3 separate regions of the Homo sapiens genome follow, and regions 2 and 3 are each linked to region 1. Evidence: read pairs that join two places in POLR2A ChIA-PET (ENCODE). Cell type or tissue: CD4-positive, alpha-beta T cell. All regions are shown on one strand. Links, peaks and the distances in the headings refer to the core of each region. The heading gives the core; the rest is flanking DNA. Region 1 has its middle 35 kb from the start of VDAC1. Region 2 holds the start of TCF7 (transcription factor 7). Region 3 overlaps TCF7 (transcription factor 7).

Region 1 (6,051 bases), core at 1,727-4,226:
TCTAGCCTGGGCAACAGAGTGAGACTCCGTCTCAAAAAAAAAAACAAAAAAACAACAAACAAACAAAAAAACTGAAGCAAATGCACAAACAGTTAATATGACATTATTAGCAGTTCCTCAGGCTGATGAGGATGCAGAAGGTGCCCTTTAACGAGTAACCAAGTGCAGGAGAACAGAGGAACAACCACAGCACAAACAGGCAACCATCCAGAGACCAGGGTGGACACTGCAGGACAAGAAGTGAAAGTCAGATGGAAGAAACGAGGCCCAATAAAGCAACAATCCTAATAGATTTGTTTTTCAGAAACCTGGATGCCCACCAGATGGAAAATGCCCATTGCTGTCATGTGGACCTCAGATAAGAGGGAACTGAGGACTGAACTCTGATCACTGCCCTGTGTTCTAAATTTCTTCCCGAGGTGCTTGGAGAAAGTGACACCTGCAGGCCATCAATTTGCTAAACTGGTCACTCTGACCTAGTGCATTAGGGCTTGCTCTGGTGACCTGACTGGCATAGCACCCCTGATGATTAATGGGTTTCCTGATCTTAACTAGCCTATATTAAGGCCAAATCTTAACATTCTTTTCTGCTGACCCCAAGTTTTTTAGACAAAGTCTTCCTTCCTCAACCAACTGCAAATCAAAGAATCTCTGAATCTACCTATGACCTGTAAGCCCCTGCTTCAAGATATCCCACCTTTTTGGGCTAAACCAATGTATAGCTTCCATATGTTTGTTTACACATTGGCCTGTGACTTCTCCTTTCCTGAAATGTACCCCTGCCTTTAAAAACCCTTGCTTGTAAGCCATCAGGGAGGTTGGGTCTTAAGCGTGAGCTCCCCATCCTCCTTGCCTGATGATGTCCTGCAATAAATGCCTCTTTCTCTCACTGCAAAAAAAGCCCCCAAAAACAACAAAAAACCTGTAGATTAGTGAATCGTATTGTATCAATGTTAACTCCTTTTATAGATCATTGTACTACAGTTATATATGATATTGACATTAAGGCAATCAGAGTGAAAATATACCATAACTCTGTAATATCATTGCAACTAAAATTATTCCAAAATACAAGAATTTGTAAAAGAATGCTTATTAAATAATGTCAATGTGCCAAAGACTGGGGAAATTATGGTAAATGCTAGATATGGCCTCTACCCTCAAGGAGTTACAACACATGTGGGTTCCCAAGCAATAAACAAGGAAACAAGCACATAAACAATACAATTCAAGCAGTGAAAAGTACAATGGAGAATACAAAATGGGGAGAAGAATTAGGCAGGGGTCCTAATTTAATGAGGGTGATTAGGAAAGGCCTCTGACATTACAGCTAAGGCCTGAAAGAACTCAGAAAGCAAACCACATAAATATCTGGGGAAAGAGTGCCCCAGGCAAAGCAAACAGCAGGTTCAGAGGCCCCTGGGATGAGAACAAGGTGGCATGTTTGAGAGGCAGCAAAAAGCCCAGTGTGGCTGGAGGGAAGCCAGTAAGCATGGAGGGTAAGAGCGGGGATTGAAAGGAAGGCAGAGGCAGAGCATACAGGGTTTTGCCGGCTCTGGCCAGGAGTTGGGACTTTATTTCCTATCCACGACCCCCTCCCTCAATCCCACCCCCCACAAATATCATTCAGTGTAATATGTATGGGACAGCATGGGGCAGGTACTTGTGAGTTCAAAACAGCTACAGCATTGTTTTGTGAACATGAAAATATTTTGAAAAGATAACTCAATTCTGCCAAGTCTTTTGTCTTTGCCTGGCTCAAATACATTCCTCACCAAGTGAATCCTTTTACCCTTTGCTAATTACCCCGTGACAATTAAAGTAGTTCTGCTTTGCAGCAATAGGATAGTAAATTCCAAAGTTATTTTGGACACCAAAACCAGGAGAGAAAGTCAGTTAACAGCCTTCCAGGTAAGCCAAGGTGTGTTTATATGTTGACTTTTAAATGTTATCATTGAGATAGACACAAAATGAACCCATTTTGTGTCTATCATTGAGATAGACACAAAATGGGCCCATAGAGGGCCCATGGAAATGCCCACAGATGCTAATGTAAAGGCCCAGTAATAGACACTTTATTTGCAATAGGCGCCTTATTTACAACATTCTGTATTGTGGCATTCATTACTCGCTGACCTCCATGCTTTCCAGAGCACCAAGTAGGTCCATGCAAGCAAAGTGAAACCAATTCTCCAGAAAGCCCTTGTAATTTCTCCTCCCCACCTCAATCGTCCTCCCTTGCCTGTGGGCCAAGACCAAGGAACCAACCTATTGCTGTTACAGTGATTCGCAACCCTGGCTTCACATTGATGTCATCTGGAGAGCCCTAATAAATACTGATGCTAGGCCCCAACGAAACAGATGATTGTTTCACTGGTCTGGAATGGCCCCCGACATGCGTGGTTTTTTATTTTTTTTATTTTTTTTGAGACGGAGTCTCCCTCTGTCGCCCAGGCTGGAGTGCAGTGGCGCAATCTCGGCTCACTGTAAGCTCTGCCTCCTGGGTTCTGGCCATTCTCCCGCCTCAGCCTTCTGAGTAGCTGGGACTACAGGCTCCTGCCACCACGCCCGGCTAATTTTTTGTATTTTTAGTAGAGACGGGGGTTTCACCGTGTTAGCCAGGATGGTCTCGATCTGCTGACCTCGTGATCCGCCCGCCTTGGCCTCCCAAAGTGCTGGGATTACAGGCGTGAGCCACCGCGCCCGGCAGACGTGCGTAATTTTAAAGCTCCCTCTGGTGGTTCTACTGAGAACCCTCTGTGCCAGAATGAGACCTGGCTGCTATTAGAGAATTAGCCACGAGGTGGCGCCAGAAGCTGACCAAAGAAGCGAGATGGGCCATCTCCCGGCTCCCAAACCCTGCAGTCTCCAGGAGGAGGCACAGTTCCCTGTTCTCAAATTAGGGGAGCAAACACTAGGCTCTGGCCACTCAGGTTTCTTTCACCTTAGGAGGGTGGCATGTCTGCCCACAGCCAAGTTTCCAGACTGCTCCTGCAGTCTGGAACGCAGACACAGCACATTCCCAAGCACCTATGAGCTGTCAACTAAGAAAAACCACAGGGTGACAGCACCCCCTTAGGCGCAGGAGCTCCTGGAACCCCAAAATTGGGCCCTTCCAGGGACAAGGACGGAGGCTTCAGTTCCATGGGTCCACACAAAAGGCATCTCCTCTTTTGGCACCCGAGAGAGAGACCCCTGAGGTTAGCACTCCCATTCTAAAAGGAGCAATTGGCTGGCACGGTGGCTCACACCTCTAACCCCAACACTTTGGGAGGCCAAGACGGGTGGATCACTTGAGGTCGAGAGCTGGAGACCAGCCTGGCCAACATGGCGAAACCCGGTCTCCACTAAAAATATAAAAATTAGCTGGGCATAGGCCAGGAGCAGTGGCTCATGCCTGTAATCCCAGCACTTTGGGAAGCCGAGGTGGGCGGATCACGAGGTCAGGAGTTCGAAACCAGCCTGGCCAACATAGTGAAATCCCATCTCTACTAAAAATACAAAAATTAACTGGGTGTGGTGGCACGTGCCTGTAGTCCCAGCTACTCGGGAGGCTGAGGTGGGAGAATCGCTTGAACCCGGGAGGCAGAGGTTGCAGTGAGCCGAGACCACGCCATTGCACTCCAGCCTGGGTGACAGAGTGAGACTCCGTCTCAAAAAAAAAAAAAATTAGCTGGGCATGGTGCCACGTGCCTGTGGAGGCAGGCTGAGGCAGGAGAATCGCTTGAATCAAGGAGGTGGAGGTTGCGGTGAGCCAATATCGTACTGCTGCACTCCAGCCTGGGCGACAGAGCGAGATTCTGTCTCAAATATAAAATTAAAAAATAAAAAGAGCAGTTGATTCTGTGTCTCTCCAAAACATCCTTTGAAGAACAACCCAGGCTATCCAATAGTGTCTCCTCCCCAGTTGGGAAAGGGGTCACTCTAGGAAGTCAGTTCTCCCTGAATTACTTTAACTTCCCAGGAATTACACATGGAGGGCTGCAAACCTTTTTAAATGTGGTTCAAAATTTTGTGTGTGTGTTTTTCCCCCAAGAAGAGAATCTGTAGCTTTCACTAAAAGGATTAATAATGCAAAAGATGAAGAACTGTCGGAACAGATGGACTTTAATGAAGAAATTTAAAATATTGTCCTTGGGATCCAGTTCAGTTGTTCTGGAATAAATGCACTCACTTTGCTCAAACCCCTGCTACTGATCCTACTCAAGGGAAAACATTACCAGCTCCTTCTCTTGATGCTTCAAAGACTTGGCTGACCCGCAGGCTCCTTCCGAACATCTTTGGTCACCTGCAGGCTCTGGGAATGACAGAGCTCACCTTGCTCAGGGGACTTCTTTCTTTGGGGGATGTCAGAAAAGAGGTTGCTGCTGAAAATTCCTTGACCTAATCTTTACTGCTTCAGGTACCTACACCCACTCTGGGAGGGGCCACAGGCCCAGGAGGGGCACATCCATGGATCATGTAAACCAAGCAGTGTAGGGGCCTCTGCTGACCAGTGGGAAGGCGAAGGAATGGGTCTGGGGCTAGAGAAGGCCAGCCCTGATGGCCAACGTCCTAGCAGAATATAAGGTGCTTATCCAATGGTCCCAGGACCAGCTGCTCAGGGAGCCCTGGACATCAGCGCTGTGAGTGGCATGGGACTCTGTAATGCCCCCTCCCCACTCCAGTGGGGATGGGAAAGATGGTGGGACCGAGCTGGTGGGCCTCATTTCACCAGACTCAAACTCAGAGAAACGCAGGCCTTGCCTAACATCACACAGCAAGGGGCCTTGGAGCCATGCCTGGGACTTGGGCCTCCTGCCTTCCACACAGGGCGCTTTGCATGGCCCCATGAGGAGCCCCCAGCTCCAGGCATCCCTGTTGGTGAGTGGCTCCCTGGGAGCAGGGCCCACCCAGGGTGGGCTGGCCAGTCAGTCCTCCAGAGTAAGGCGCCATCCTGGCCACCACCCCACACTCCCTGGCTGGCCTGGCCACCCTCGAAGCTCCTGAGGTGACCCATTTCCCTCACTCTCCTCTGCAGCTTCAAAACAAATCAAAATGCAGACCAACATCCTTTGTTTGTTTTGGGGGATCAGAGAAAGGGGAAAGCAGCTCTGTGGGTTTGCACTTGAAAACAAAACTGCTCTGAGCTGCCCGAGCAGAAACCAAACCAAAGGTGAACTTGGAGGCCAGAACCCCTTGTGGCAATGCTCTCAGAATGAGTCAAGGGGCAGCGTGGGAAGGTCGGAAGCAGGGCTGTCTACTGACCAGGCACTGATGGCCTGGGGTCAACAGCTGCCATGGTGGGCTCAGGGTCATGGCCACGCTCACTCATCCTGGGCACTGTGGGCTTGGGGGGGACCAGGCCCTGATAGCGACAAGCTTTCCAGTCACTGGTCTGGACCTCCTTCCTCACCATGGAGGAGTGTGGGGACACCCTGGACCTCACGGCCCCCACCCATCCTGTCTTGCCATCCCTTGCCCACAGGCCCATGCTGGGTGCCCAGGCTAGGTGACCTGCCCCGTGGTAACTTCTAGCCAGTAGGTGAGACCACAAAGGCCCATTCAGTACTGGGCATTTTTTGGTTTTGTTTTTCTTTTTTTTTTCTTAGACAGAGTCTTGCTCTGTCTCTTAGCCTCTCCAGAGTGCAGTGGTGCAATCTCAGCTCACTGCAACCTCCGCCTCCCAGGTTCAAGCGATTCTCCTGCCTCGGCCTCCAGAGTAGCTGGAACTACAGGCATGCACTACTGTGCCTGGCTACTTTTTCTATTTTCGTAGAGATGGGGTTTCACCATTTTGGCCAACTTGAACTCCTGGCCTCAAGTGACCCGCCTGCTTCAGCCTCCCAAAGTGCTGGGGATTACAGGCGTGAGCCACCATGCCTGGCTTTGGGTCTTTTAATGGGAGTTCGGCCAGGCACCATCTTACCTGCCTGTTGAACTTCTGCTTCTTAATGAAACTGGGCTCCCCCAGGTCCCCCACCTCCAGAGGAAAGCACATAGTGGGACAGAAACCAGAGTGCTCTAGACTTCTGGGGTTCCCCATTGGCACTGAGTATGTGGGTCGTGGGA
Region 2 (6,051 bases), core at 1,367-3,866, 76 kb after region 1:
TAAGCGGCAAGCCCACCCTGGGAAGAGGCTGGGGAGACCTAATGGGCAGGGTCCCCCTCATCTCCATCACCAAGCTGAGCACTCGTGCCCATGCCACCCCCCAGCCCCAGCCTGGGGAAAGGAGGAAAAGTGGGCACCCTAGCCCGGAGGTGGCGGGGGAGGGGGGTGTGGGGGCTGGTGTCCGAGACACCCGGCTGGGCGGGCACAGATAGGATCTGAACACAGGGAAGCATGGCCTAGCTCTTTGATCCACAGCCAGCCACGCTGGGCCTGGACCCGGAGGGAGGCACGGCTGTCTTCCGGCCCGGCTTTGCACCGCTGCCAGGGGTCCTGTGGGGCCCTCAGAGGGAGAGGCGTCCAATACCCGGCCCTCCCCCAAATACCCTCTATCCCAACTGCTCTCAGAAGAGGCGTGAGCGTCTACAGTGAACCCAGCACAGAAACCTGCTAGGGGAGCTGCTGTTGACTGCATCGCGATCCAAAGGACCGGCGTCTTTTGTAGATGCAGGGGCTGAGCCAGGCCAAGCGCGCCGTGGAGGCCCGCGTGGACGCAGACCCGGGTGCCATACAGATGCGCTGGAATCCAGGCACTTTCCCGCGCTCCGCAAATCTAGATGTTTCAGCCTGGATCGAGCGAGGGTTAGAGGGTTAGTCAGGCCAGGGTCAACTTCAGAGTCATGGGCTCCCTAAATGCGACTTCTAGGGTTGAGTTGCTGTGGACGAGCGACCCATGTCGGAATCCCGCGCCCACGTGGCTGCCCAAAGTTCCGAGTCTCCGGGCTGCAGGTTCTAGTCACGGAACCGAGTTGGGAGAGTCATAGGGGCTGGGACTTGGAGGATCGGCTGAGGTCCGGTGCTCTTGGCTGTGTTCGCGGCTCGGAGCCGTCGCCTGACTGAGGGGCCCGTCACAGATGTGTGATGTATAAGCTCTGCACGCAACAGGAGCTCAATAAATGTGCGAAGGGGGGTATACTTATGTTCGCACTGTATGCAGGCGGCCTAGAAGGAAGTCCCTGATTGGCACAGGGATGGAGGATGGGGCAAGAGCCGCAACAGCGCCGCGGAGTTCCAACGCTGCCGGTTCCCTGGGGTACGAGCACAGCCTCAAGCAGCCTCAAGCCCTAGGAAGCCCCCAGTTCAAAGCACAGGGCGCATTGGAGCCTGGGCACGATACAGTTCACACCACGGCTGCGATGGTAAGCCACGCCCAAGTCCCAAGGGCCTAGGGGACCCCCGCCCTCCACAGCCGGAGGAGAAACCTGGGCGCAGAAAGCAGGGGGAATATCTGGTTGTAGGTGAGTAAGCGGGGTCAGGAGTTCCCGTTAGAGTCTCTGCGTTTCGGGAGAAGGGTGATCATTCCCAGGCTTGTCCGACGTCTCTCTCAGGGTGCGCTCCGGAAGAGCGAGCCCTTTAAGGCTATGCCGAGTGGGCGCGTCCCGGCCTCTCCCGGGAGAGGAGAGGCGGGGCGGACCTGTGTCCCGCCCCCGGCCCGGCCCGCCCCCAGTGCCCGCCCCGCCCCCGGCACTCGGCCGGCGGCGCCTTTGATGTTCCGACCCGCCAGCTCGCGGAGCCGCTCTGCCCCGCGCCCTAGCCCGCGCCTGCAGCCCGCCCAGGCGGAGTCAGCCCGCGCTCCGCCCGCCGCGATCCGAGCTCGGAGGTTCGGACTCCGGGCTCGCCGCCCCCCGGGCCGGCTCCGCGCCCCGCACTCCCGGCGCCCAGCGCCCCGCGCCCCGGCGGGCGGAGCGCACCATGCCGCAGCTGGACTCCGGCGGGGGCGGCGCGGGCGGCGGCGACGACCTCGGCGCGCCGGACGAGCTGCTGGCCTTCCAGGATGAAGGCGAGGAGCAGGACGACAAGAGCCGCGACAGCGCCGCCGGTCCCGAGCGCGACCTGGCCGAGCTCAAGTCGTCGCTCGTGAACGAGTCCGAGGGCGCGGCCGGCGGCGCAGGGATCCCGGGGGTCCCGGGGGCCGGCGCCGGGGCCCGCGGCGAGGCCGAGGTGAGCCCCCGCCGGCGCCGGCTCCTCCCCCGCGGTCGCCGCGCCGCGCCGCCCCAGTTGCGCGCGGCCCTCGGGGTCTCCAGCGCGCAGAGCGTCCCTGCCCCGGCGTCGGCCCCGACCCCCGCGGTCCCACCGCCCCTCACTCCCCTCCGGTTCTCCCTCCAGGCTCTCGGGCGGGAACACGCTGCGCAGAGACTCTTCCCGGACAAACTTCCAGAGCCCCTGGAGGACGGTGAGTTTCTGCCCGGCCCGGCTTCCCTTCGTCGCGCTCAGGCCCTGGCCTCGGTGGGACGGGGACGCCAAGGACCGCGGGGAGCCGGGTGCCTCCCCCACCGCAGCTCAGGAGGCGGCAGAACCCAGGGGTGGAGAGTGGGGGGCGGGCTTCCCGGGCGCCGCCGGGTCGAGTCACTTCCGGTGCCCTGACCTTTATAGGAGTAAACAGACCCCCGCCATCCCCGCCTCCCCTCCTGCCCAGGTGACTGACTAATCCGCCGCCTTCAGGAGACAGAATTGGCCAAGGTTTCTTGGTTGGAGGGCGGGGGGTGGGAGGTCAAGTAGGGGCCACCTCGGGGAGGCCTGCCCTCCAGGTCCTTCCCCTAAAACTTGGCACTGCCGATACTCCCAGCCCGTTCCTTCCCAAGTCAGGAACTTGCAGGGGACCCCTTGGCAATTCTTTTTCTCTCAAGAGCAGACAGCCTTCAGTCCCAGCCGCTGCCAGGGCTGGTGTGTCTGACCCAGCTGTGGTTTTTCCAGGCCTGAAGGCCCCGGAGTGCACCAGCGGCATGTACAAAGAGACCGTCTACTCCGCCTTCAATCTGCTCATGCATTACCCACCCCCCTCGGGAGCAGGGCAGCACCCCCAGCCGCAGCCCCCGCTGGTAAGTGGACCCCGCAGCCAGTGCCGCCCTGTGCTTGCAGCCTCCTTGACCAGGTAGGTGAGGCACCGGCAAGAGACTTCTGCCTGGAACAAAATAGACGAGACTCCTGTGCTGGTCTTTTCTCCCATACACACCCGGTGGGATCTGAACCAAAAGGAGAACTTTGCTGAAGGAAGGAGGGGCCGCCCTGGGGCACCCCCCTGCCCTCTGCCTCTTGGCTTTTGTCTTCCCAGCTTGCTCATAAGCAGGTGCAGGCTCTGTCCTGGTGCTGGGTGATGCCAGGGTGGGGTCTTCTTAGAGAACTTTTGAGCCGAGACCACCCTTGCTCCTCGCTGCTCTGATCTGAGCTCAGAGCTTTGCAATTAACTTTCTAACTAGCCCAGGAAACCCTGAGCCTCCTTGGCGCTTGGAGGAATGGGCAGGAAAGCTGATCTGTTCAGGTCCCCTGGTTGTGCAGGAGAAACGTGCTGTGTTCGGTCGGCTGTGTCCTGACGGGCGTGAGTGTACCGTTGCCAAAGAAGGACCCTGAACACCATGTGTGGAAAGTGGGTTCTTAGGAAACTGGCTTGGTCTCAGACATACCAGGAAGGGTTGGCAAAGGTGCTACAAATCAGTGATGTTGAGAAGGGACCAGTTTAATTAATTCGTGAATTAAATATTTTTAAGTCCCAGTGCTTTGAAAAGATTTCATGATCTTTACAAACCATGCCCATTGGTACAGATGACCTAAAGTGTGAAGAGCCTATTCTGAGTGTTTTGGAGCAGTACAGCTGCGCTTTTAAAGAAATTCCTATTCGTGTTTCACACTCTCCTCAGTTGGTCCAAGTTGGGGTGAAGGTACGTGGAAGGTTTGGAGGACTGTGGTAAGTGAGTGTTGGGTGTGAATGTAAGCCCAGTGCAGGTGGGGCTGGCAGGCTGGAGGCTCGCATGGCTACAGTGGGGTCACCAGAGGGAGGAGAGTTAAGTGCTAGGCTATTTCAGACCAGGAGTGAAGAGGGTGGTTCTGAGAGCTGCTGCATGCCAAGCCAGTGGGAATGAGAAGACATATAGGCTTCTTTCCAGAAGCCTAGGCTGGAAAGCCTATTCTATGGCTAGCTCTAGAAATGAGCTCCTTGCCCTTTGGGCCCTTATCTGTAAAATGAGTATGTTTTTCGAGTAGTCTCTGTATCCGACTTTCTGCTCTGGGGTGGCTTGGTATATGAGGTGGTTCACTTCCTTCCAAGTCTGTGAGATGGGGGGTGTGCCCCCCAGCATTCCCCCGCTGATGTAGTGACTACATCCAGAGAACTCACCCTGTGTGAGCCCATGCTTAACAAAGATGCGTTTTGGATCCCTACAAGATGTAAATAAACCCTTAGATTTGGGACTAGGTTGACATAACCCACCAGTGCCAAACTTCCAACAGGTGTGCCACTTGCATAGGGGCTGGGGTCACCGTGGAACCATGATTAGACAAAAGGCCTAGGCCCAAGGCTCTACTCCAGCCTCCCGGGGCTCCACAGCAGCACAGGGAAAAGGCTTCCTTTCGGAGGTCATCTCATGGTGTGGGCAAGTGCTGGGAGAGTATCTGGAGCAGGGAGGGCTTCGTTCTGCTGTCAGGGTATGGGTGATGGGACCATTTGGTGTCCTTTGGGCCACATGGGTCAAGAGTAGGCTCTAACAGGACAGTGGAGGAGGCACACCACCACTGGCCTGGGTCATTTATTTTTCACCTTTCAGTCTTTCTCAAGCTACAGCAGATACATTTCTATGTATCGCACCTGCTCCTATAGGTACAAATCCCCTTGCCCTCCTCCCCGCGCAGCCACAGTCTCCACTGTCTGGCTTCTGGCCACACAGGAGGAGGAAAAGGACGGGCTGTGACACTGGCTCTCTGTGCCCTGGCCTCAGCTGCTCTGTGGGGCTGCAGAAAAGGACAGAGGCAGAGGTGTAAGTTGGAGTGACACTCAGTGAGGAAGCTGTATGTGAATGTAGGAGAACCTCTTTTAAGCAAACCTGCCAGTTATAAACACATAGCAAGTCAGAGCATTTGCTTGCATTACCTGAAGACGTGTGGGCATTGAAAATGTGGTTGGGTTTTACCAAGCAAAGTGAATCCACCCCCACATTTTAGAAGCATATTTATTATTGGATTCAAGGTTCATGTGTCTGGAACCAGGAATGATCTTCTTTTCTTGGGTCAGGAGCCCCTTGCAAGGGCCCTGAGGAAAAACTGCCTTTGGAAGATTTTTCCAAAGCTGGTCACTTTCCCAAGCCCATCTTTAAAGGACAGACAGCTTGCTGCTCAGGCCCTGCCACAGGCCTTAGATCCAGGCCCCCTTGCCCTTTGCCCGGCCCTCTCTGAGGGCACCTATGTGGTCAACACTTATGCTGAGAGGCTTGAGGCCAGTCATTGCACCTCCCTCAAGAGCAGGGAAAGCCTATACCAGGGACCTGCTCTGCCCATGTGTGGGTAGGATGCCCATGTGGCTACTGTGTTAGAGACCTCAAAACAGGCCAGCTCGAACCTTGCCCGGAGCAATAGGCTGAATGACCACCCCACAGCCAACTGCCACGGGACACATTTTTTTTTTTCTTCCAAAAAGGTTCCTTCTTTTTGGTAGTTGGCTTCTTTTAAGCTTGTTTGAGGAAGAAAAAATTAGGTCAAAGTTTATTCCATGAACACTGTCAGGCACCTGATTGATGTAGGCTTGCAGGCAGTTACTGGCCTAGACCAGTAACCAGGGTTTTTTTGTTTTGTTTTGTGTTTGTGTTTGTGTTTTTTTAGAGACAAGGTCTCACTCTGTTGCCCAGGCTGGAGTGCAGTGGTGTGATCTTGGCTCACTGCAGCCTCAAACTCCTGGGCTCAAGCCATCCTCCCACCTCAGCCTTCTGAGTAGCTGGGACTACAGGTATGCACTACAATGCCCGGCTAAGTTTGTTTTTGTTTCTGTAGCAATGGGTCTCACTGTGTTGCCTGGACTTTGGTTTGGTTTTCTCTGCTCTGCTCTGAGACCTGAAAGTAGGTGGAGGTGGTGAGTGGGGAGATAGTGAGCTGATCTTAGGCTGTACTTTGGGGGGATTCTGGGATGGGTAAGGCATCATTCCTTAGGCAAACTCAGGCTCAAACTCAGTGTAGTCAGTCTTGTCATATCCAAAATTGATATGAGGCTGCATTGAGCTGTGGCTTCTTCTA
Region 3 (6,051 bases), core at 2,298-4,797, 88 kb after region 1:
TGGGCATCTCTGAGAAACCAGGACATTGTCAGCTTCTTGGTTCAGGCAGTTTGCTGTCCTGTTTCGCAGACCTGTCATGCTTGGGGTCTGGACCTGGGAAACCGCCTTCCTCCCTTAAAAATGTGTGGCCTGCTTCTGCTGCTGCACACAAGCTGTCTACAGCCTGGGTGGGCTTGTCCTCCTCAGAGGGTTCCCCCTTCCCCTGCTTTCTGCTGGAACATGGGGCTCCTCTTGCCCAGTTCCCCAGGGAGTAGAGGGTCTCTGTCCCTTGCTGGATAGGGACTCTGGCCTGGGGTGAGCCTGAGTCTGGCCTTCTCCTGGGAGGAGGTCACCTGCCTGGGCTCTGCTAGCAGACTACTCTAGAGCCGGAGCAAGCCTGGGGACACAAAGCCCTCACCCCGCAGCCCCAACTCCATAGCTAGAACTCCCTAGAGATCAGAGGAGCAGACACTCTGCCAAATAAGCTTCCTCCTAACCCCCCCGCCCTGCCCCCCATTAAAACCACTAGCTTGCTCTTCAAGGGCAGGAAAGCTGTCTGGGCCCCACACCATGTGCTTCCAAATGATGAGTGTGCGGCAGAGGCTCCAGGCATGGATGGGCAGGACGTGGCCCCAGGGAACAGTGGGTGTGGACTTTGGGGGTTTACACGGTTAGGCCTGCCCCCACTCCACCATGTCTGAGCTGGTTTGGGTGCCAGTGGTGGCAAATCACCTCCTCCCAGGAAACCCAGTTTTCCCATGAGGGCAGGGAGCTGTGATGGGAAGGAAGCCATCCCTCCCCCTGCTGTGTGACCTCACGCAAATCTGTGAACCTCTCTAGGTCTCAGTTTCTTAAATGGGGTAGGAATCCCTGGCCATGGAGAGGCCTGTGTGCTGGGTGGGCCTCAGCCGGGGTTTGCTGGGCAGCTCCTTGCAAGCATTGCTCCAGAGCCAGCCTCCCCACCAGGCAAGAAGGGGTCATGGGGAGGGAGGGACAGGTGATGGGAGTCTAGGCCGAGGGATTCTGACTAACTCTGACCTGGCTCTGGTGGCAGCGGGCCCAGCCTCCTGGCCTGCTGGGCCGCCATCTGAAACGCATTACTGATGCTTTGTAAACTCCACATCATTTGGCCACATGAAAGCCTGGGACTTAAAAATAGCTGCTCCCAGAGGACGCCCCGCATTGGTGGGGCTCAGCTGACCTCTGCACGCACACCCACCCACCACCAGGCCACCTCCCTTGCCAGGGAGCCCCGACTGGCAGGGCCCCACCCACTCACCCTCCCAGTGTGGGCAGCCACTGCCTGGAGCCAATTTATCTGGGCACAGGTCTCACTCAGCTGGTGAAAGCTTCAGGCCCTGTGGCTGTACCCAAGGCAGAATGTCTGGGAGAGCCAGGAGGAGGCTGCTGAGGGTGAGGTGGTGGTCTCAGGACCCTTCCCCAGGCTTGTCATGCCTGGAATGCTGGTAGGAACCTTATTGGAAAGCTAGTGGAACCATCTTACAGAAGAGGACACAGTGGCCCCAAGGAGGGGGAGCACTGGGAGGGTGCTAGTCTGGTGTTTACTTGGCCACTGTCCAATGCTGGACGAGAGTCACTGCCAACATGTTTGTGAGAGTAGGGCAGGGCCTGCCCGGGAGACCCCGGTGTCCGGTGGAAAACCCGCTAAGCAGGAGGCAGGGCAGCACAGGCCTCTGAGCTGCTAGGGTTGACTCTTTGCCCTGCTGTGTGGGTTCCCTCTCCTTATGGTCTCTATGACCAACTGCAAACCACTCTTTTCCCTAAAAATAAACATGCTTATGGGACTGGGGGAAGCTTTGTAGCTATCAAAAGAAATAATAGGGTGTTTTAGAAAATTACATTGTGTTTTAAATAACCAGCATGAAAGTCATTAAGTTTGAAGTTTCATTCAAATCAGATGGCTCTGTGGCTGGCGTGGTGGCCAGGCAGGCAGAGGTGGGTGGGCCCTCTGAGATGCTGAGAGGCAGCCTGTGGAGAGCCTTGCGGCAGTGGCAGCAGTGAGGTCTCTGCTGGCTGGGTACAGCCAAGGTCCAGGCGGGCTGGCCACCGAGTGCGTGCCTGGCTGCAGCAGCCACCCCAGAGCTCGCTGGCAGCCTTTGAGGCAGTGGGCATCCCCATGGGCGGGGGTGTGGGGACAGATGAACCTGGGAGAGCCAAGGCCACAGGGTCGATGGCCATGTTGCAGGGGGTGGTGTTAGGGATGGAGTTGGGACCAGAAAGGGCCGGAGAGGATCTGTGGGGCCCAGGCCACATCTGTTCATTTCACCACTGGGTTCTCAGTGCCCACCCTAGGGCCTGGCACACAGTAGGTGCTCAGTAAGCAGTTGTTGAAAGAATAACAACAACTACAGTAGTTCATGTGTCAAGCACTTCCCAAGTGCCAGGCCTATGCCAGGGGCTTTTACTCATATCAAGATTGTACAAGTCGGTAGGGCACAGTGCCTCACGCCTGTAATCCCAGCACTTTGGGAGGCCAAGGCAGGCGGATCACGAGGTCAGGAGTTTGAGACCAGCCTGACCAACATGGTGAAACCCCGTCTCTACTAAAAATACAAAAATTAGCCGGGTGCGGTGGCACACGCCTGTAATCCCAGCTGCTCAGGAGGCTGAGGCAGGAGAATCGCATGAACCTGGGAGGCGGAGGTCACAGTGAGCCAAGATTGCACCACTGCACTCCAGCCTGGGCGACAGAGCTAGACTCTATCTCAAAAAAAAAAAAAAAGATCGTACAAGCCAAGAAAGTAGGTATTATTGTGGCCTCCCTTTTTGCAGATGGGGAAACTGAGGCTCAGAGAGGATAAGGAATGCGCTGATACCTGGCAGAGTCAGGATTTGAACTTTGGTCTGTTTTACCCTGAAACCCATGCTCCTCCCTGCTCTATCCCATTTGCTGTACAATGTGTGGAGATGGGGGCACTGCGGGCCAAGAAGCTGGGTGGTACCCCCAGCACACTGTCAGGTTCATAAGCTGGACCCAGCTGGATTCCTCTGGCCCCAGAGAAAGGCCATAGTCCTCTCACTCCCTCTCCAGGGGCACCTCATAGCTCTGGGCCTGGGTCAGGGATGACCCCTTTCCTCCCCAGACACCTGGCAAGTTCAGGGCTCCCAGGGCCAAAAGGGCTGTCTTTCTTACTTGAAAGGCAGGTGCCCAGGGCTTCTAGAAGGAATGTTATATGGAAAAGTATCCGTAAATGACATTAGGATTGATTCCGATTTGGTGCCTGATGGAAGGACAGTTAAGACCTGTCTACAGGTGGATCACTTCCTCTTTCTAGTGTTGGTCCTGATGCAGCTCAGTGCCTGCTGTTGGACTCCTGGGCCAGGCACCCTCCTCTGTGTGATCCCGGGCTGGGCTAGGGGGTTTCCTAGGCTCTGAGTCATGGGAAATGGCTGGACTGAGGCAGCTGAGGGAGTCTCAGGGTATGGGTGCGCCCGCCCACCTTATTCCCCCGTGGGAAAGCCGCTTAGGAACCAGAGCCGCTGCCAGCCCCACTGGGGCACGTTGAGGGCAGTTTCTTCTTCTCTCGCTGCCCCGCCGCCTCCCATCCTCTCTGGTCATTGCGGGCCAGCCAGGAGCTCAGTGATCTGGCCTGACAGGAATCAGGCAGTGGTCCAGAGGAAATCAAGGGCTGGCGGCCCCAACCTGGCACAATGCTGGCGTTCCTGAAAAGCCTTTGTCTTGGGACATACTTGCTTTTGATTTTTCTCCTTTTGTTTCATTTTGTTCTTAAGTAAAAAAGGAATATTAAGAAAAAAACCACAAATATTAGTTCATCTAATCCTCACAGCAACCCCATGAGACCTGGATGTTTTACAATGGAGACCCCCAGGCATAGAGAGACTTGCGCCTAGTGGGTACTGGAGGAGGGATTTGAGCCCAGACATCTGACTCGGCGTTCGCTGTCCCTCCCCTTACACTCCGTTGCGTCTTTGGCCGCGCACGTGTGTTGCAGCCACAGCTGGGTGCCTGGCTCCCCCGTCCCATCCCTTCCCACTCCTCAACCCCAGTTTGGTATTTCACTCTCTGCCCTGTTTGCGTCATGCTACACCCAGGTGTGTTTCTGAGAGTTGTCTGGGGCAGTTTTGTGTGACCCTCCCTCACTCGCCTCATGAAGGGCTCTCCTGAGGCTCCCATGCAGTTGGCACTGCCCAGCCTCCTCCCTCTGCTCACACTGGGTGTGAGGGCTCGGGCAGCAGCACCCCAGGGCCTGGTGCCTCCAGGAGCTCCTTTCCACGCCTTGTTTCCCTTTGGATAAATGGCTAGACAGTCCAGACAGAGCCCCAGGGGTCTTGACTGGCTATAGCTGGGGGAGTGAGCGCTTCATGACCGTGGCGGCCTCAGGGCAGGACTGTCCTCCTAGGGCTGGTGCAGGCTGCGGGACAGAACACATGACAAGACCCCTGTCTTGTCTTTGCTTCTCAGAGGCTACTAGATTAAATTGGGGCAAGAATGCAGGGCCAAGGCTGGGGAGGTGATCTCCAAGGCTCTCTCCCTCTGCCCTTGAGCCCCTGCCTTTCTGGGCCTTGCCTGGGCTCTCAGCTCTCACTCTCGGGCTTGGAGCTGGACAAGCCGTGGCGAGAGCACCCCAGCCTCCGGTGGCTGTCCCACCCCTCCTCACACATGGGGCCAGGGAGCACCAGCCAGACCCGGTGGGAAGGATGACCTCTTGCTTTTCTTTTGGTCATTTATGACTGAGAATCAAAATCACCTCCTTCAAGGACAGAGTGCCCTCACCTAGGGCCAGGGGGAGGTTCAGAGCCACACTGCTAGCCAATTTGTTTCAAGAAAAATTCTTGGTAGGCTGCTGCCAGCAGAAGTGCTGCCTGTTGAGGCCTGTCACTGAATGGTAAAGATCTGTGGCCAAGAACCCCAAAGGGCCAGATTCTAATCCAGATCCATCACTGCTTGCTGTGAGACCTCGGGCAAGATTCTTAGCTTCTCTGTGCTTCACTTTCCTCGTCTGCGAAGTCTGTATGCACAGCACAAAGTGGTTGGGAAGACTGGTGGGATTCCGGCAGGGGTGGAGCTCTGCAGACTGAGACACTCAGTTGGCTGTTACTAGTGGGGGCTGCCATCTCTAAATCTGCACCTGGTATTTTCCTGCCTTTTCTGCAAAGCCCCCAGGGAAACAGCCTCAGAACTCCTCAAACACCTCCCTCCCCAGATCCCTGTTTTCCATTCCCTACTGCCAAAGACAGCGGAGCTATGAGGTTGTGCCTTGCCTCGGTCCACGGTGGGCTCCTGGATGGCTGGGCACTGATGGGGAGCTGCATGAATAACTGCCTGGGCTGGGGGTTGCCCAGTCTCAGGGCTGCTGTGTAGTCTCCAGGCTGTGTTGGTAGCATCAACTAGCAGCTCAGTTGCAGCAGCTCCCGGAAGCTTATATTTTCCTCTAAAAACATCCTGTCCTGAGGGGCGTTCACCTCAAAGTGGAGGAAGGAAAACGCAAGTAAACGAATGCATAGAAACCACTGGAGGCCATGGGCCACGCCACTCGGCTAAGTGGGGCTCAGTGAGTTCCGAGGGTGCCTCGGGCCGGGTTGGGCCTAGAGCAGGCCTGTGGTTTGCCAAGGCTGCATGCAGGGACTCCAGTCCCCACCTCCGCTGTGGCAGGCCCCTTTATCTGATGTCAAGGCCAGGCGGTGGGTGGACTGGCCACACGCACCTAGCAGAGCTCTGTGCAACTGTGGCAACAGCCTTGTGCCAGCAGGTGAGACTGAAGCCTCTTGGTCCAGGAGGGTGTGGCCTTGCCATCCCCCACCCCTTCCAGCTCAGGTGGCCACGCATCCACACTCTGTGCTTTTCTGTGCTTTGTGGTGGGCGTCTGGCACAGGGCATCCAGCACGCTGTGGGCAGGGAGCTTGCGGGCCGTCCTTTGGAGAGCACCGTGTCCTGGGCAGTGGTGCCTGGAGCGGGGGCTAGGGATAAAAGGGCATGAGCAGGGGCGCCTCCAGCCTGGCTGGCGCACTCAGCCCTACTGGAGTATATCTGCAGAGATGGGGTCTGCGAAAGCCCACAAATCGAGGCCTGGTCCATATTGCAGGCAAGCC

The links. Peaks named below come from ENCODE experiments on the same cell type or tissue, not always from the same donor. Only the 100,000 strongest peaks of a DNase experiment are listed, where the experiment ranks them.
Region 2: POLR2A ChIA-PET joins it to region 1 with 51 read pairs; 17 of 35 experiments call an interaction of 5 or more read pairs at or near these places.
Region 3: POLR2A ChIA-PET joins it to region 1 with 10 read pairs; 18 of 35 experiments call an interaction of 5 or more read pairs at or near these places.

What each region holds. Positions count from the first base shown.
Region 1 is chr5:134,036,920-134,042,970 of GRCh38, forward strand. It overlaps a transcript of VDAC1 not described here. Among named protein-coding and RNA genes, the nearest start is that of VDAC1, 35 kb to the left of the region's middle. RefSeq lists enhancers at 5,312-5,431, 5,452-5,581. In CD4-positive, alpha-beta T cell, for the core only: CTCF peaks have their summits at 2,779 (motif pointing right) and 2,978; DNase peaks (open chromatin) are centred at 2,802 and 3,736.
Region 2 is chr5:134,113,158-134,119,208 of GRCh38, forward strand. It overlaps TCF7 (transcription factor 7), which reads left to right and starts at 1,524. Exons shown (of 10, transcript NM_003202.5): 1 at 1,524-1,998; 2 at 2,164-2,230; 3 at 2,752-2,876. The coding sequence starts at 1,750. It also overlaps a transcript of VDAC1 not described here. RefSeq lists an enhancer at 1,161-1,390 and a silencer at 1,481-1,600. In CD4-positive, alpha-beta T cell, for the core only: no CTCF peak of the experiment used is centred there; DNase peaks (open chromatin) are centred at 1,484 and 2,404; H3K4me3 peaks cover 2,314 bases; H3K27ac peaks cover 1,631 bases.
Region 3 is chr5:134,124,190-134,130,240 of GRCh38, forward strand. All of the region lies in intron 3 of TCF7 (transcription factor 7), which reads left to right. Among named protein-coding and RNA genes, the nearest start is that of TCF7, 13 kb to the left of the region's middle. RefSeq lists enhancers at 3,288-3,637, 4,934-5,756, 5,757-6,051. In CD4-positive, alpha-beta T cell, for the core only: no CTCF peak of the experiment used is centred there; DNase peaks (open chromatin) are centred at 3,372 and 3,942; H3K4me3 peaks cover 2,500 bases; H3K27ac peaks cover 2,428 bases.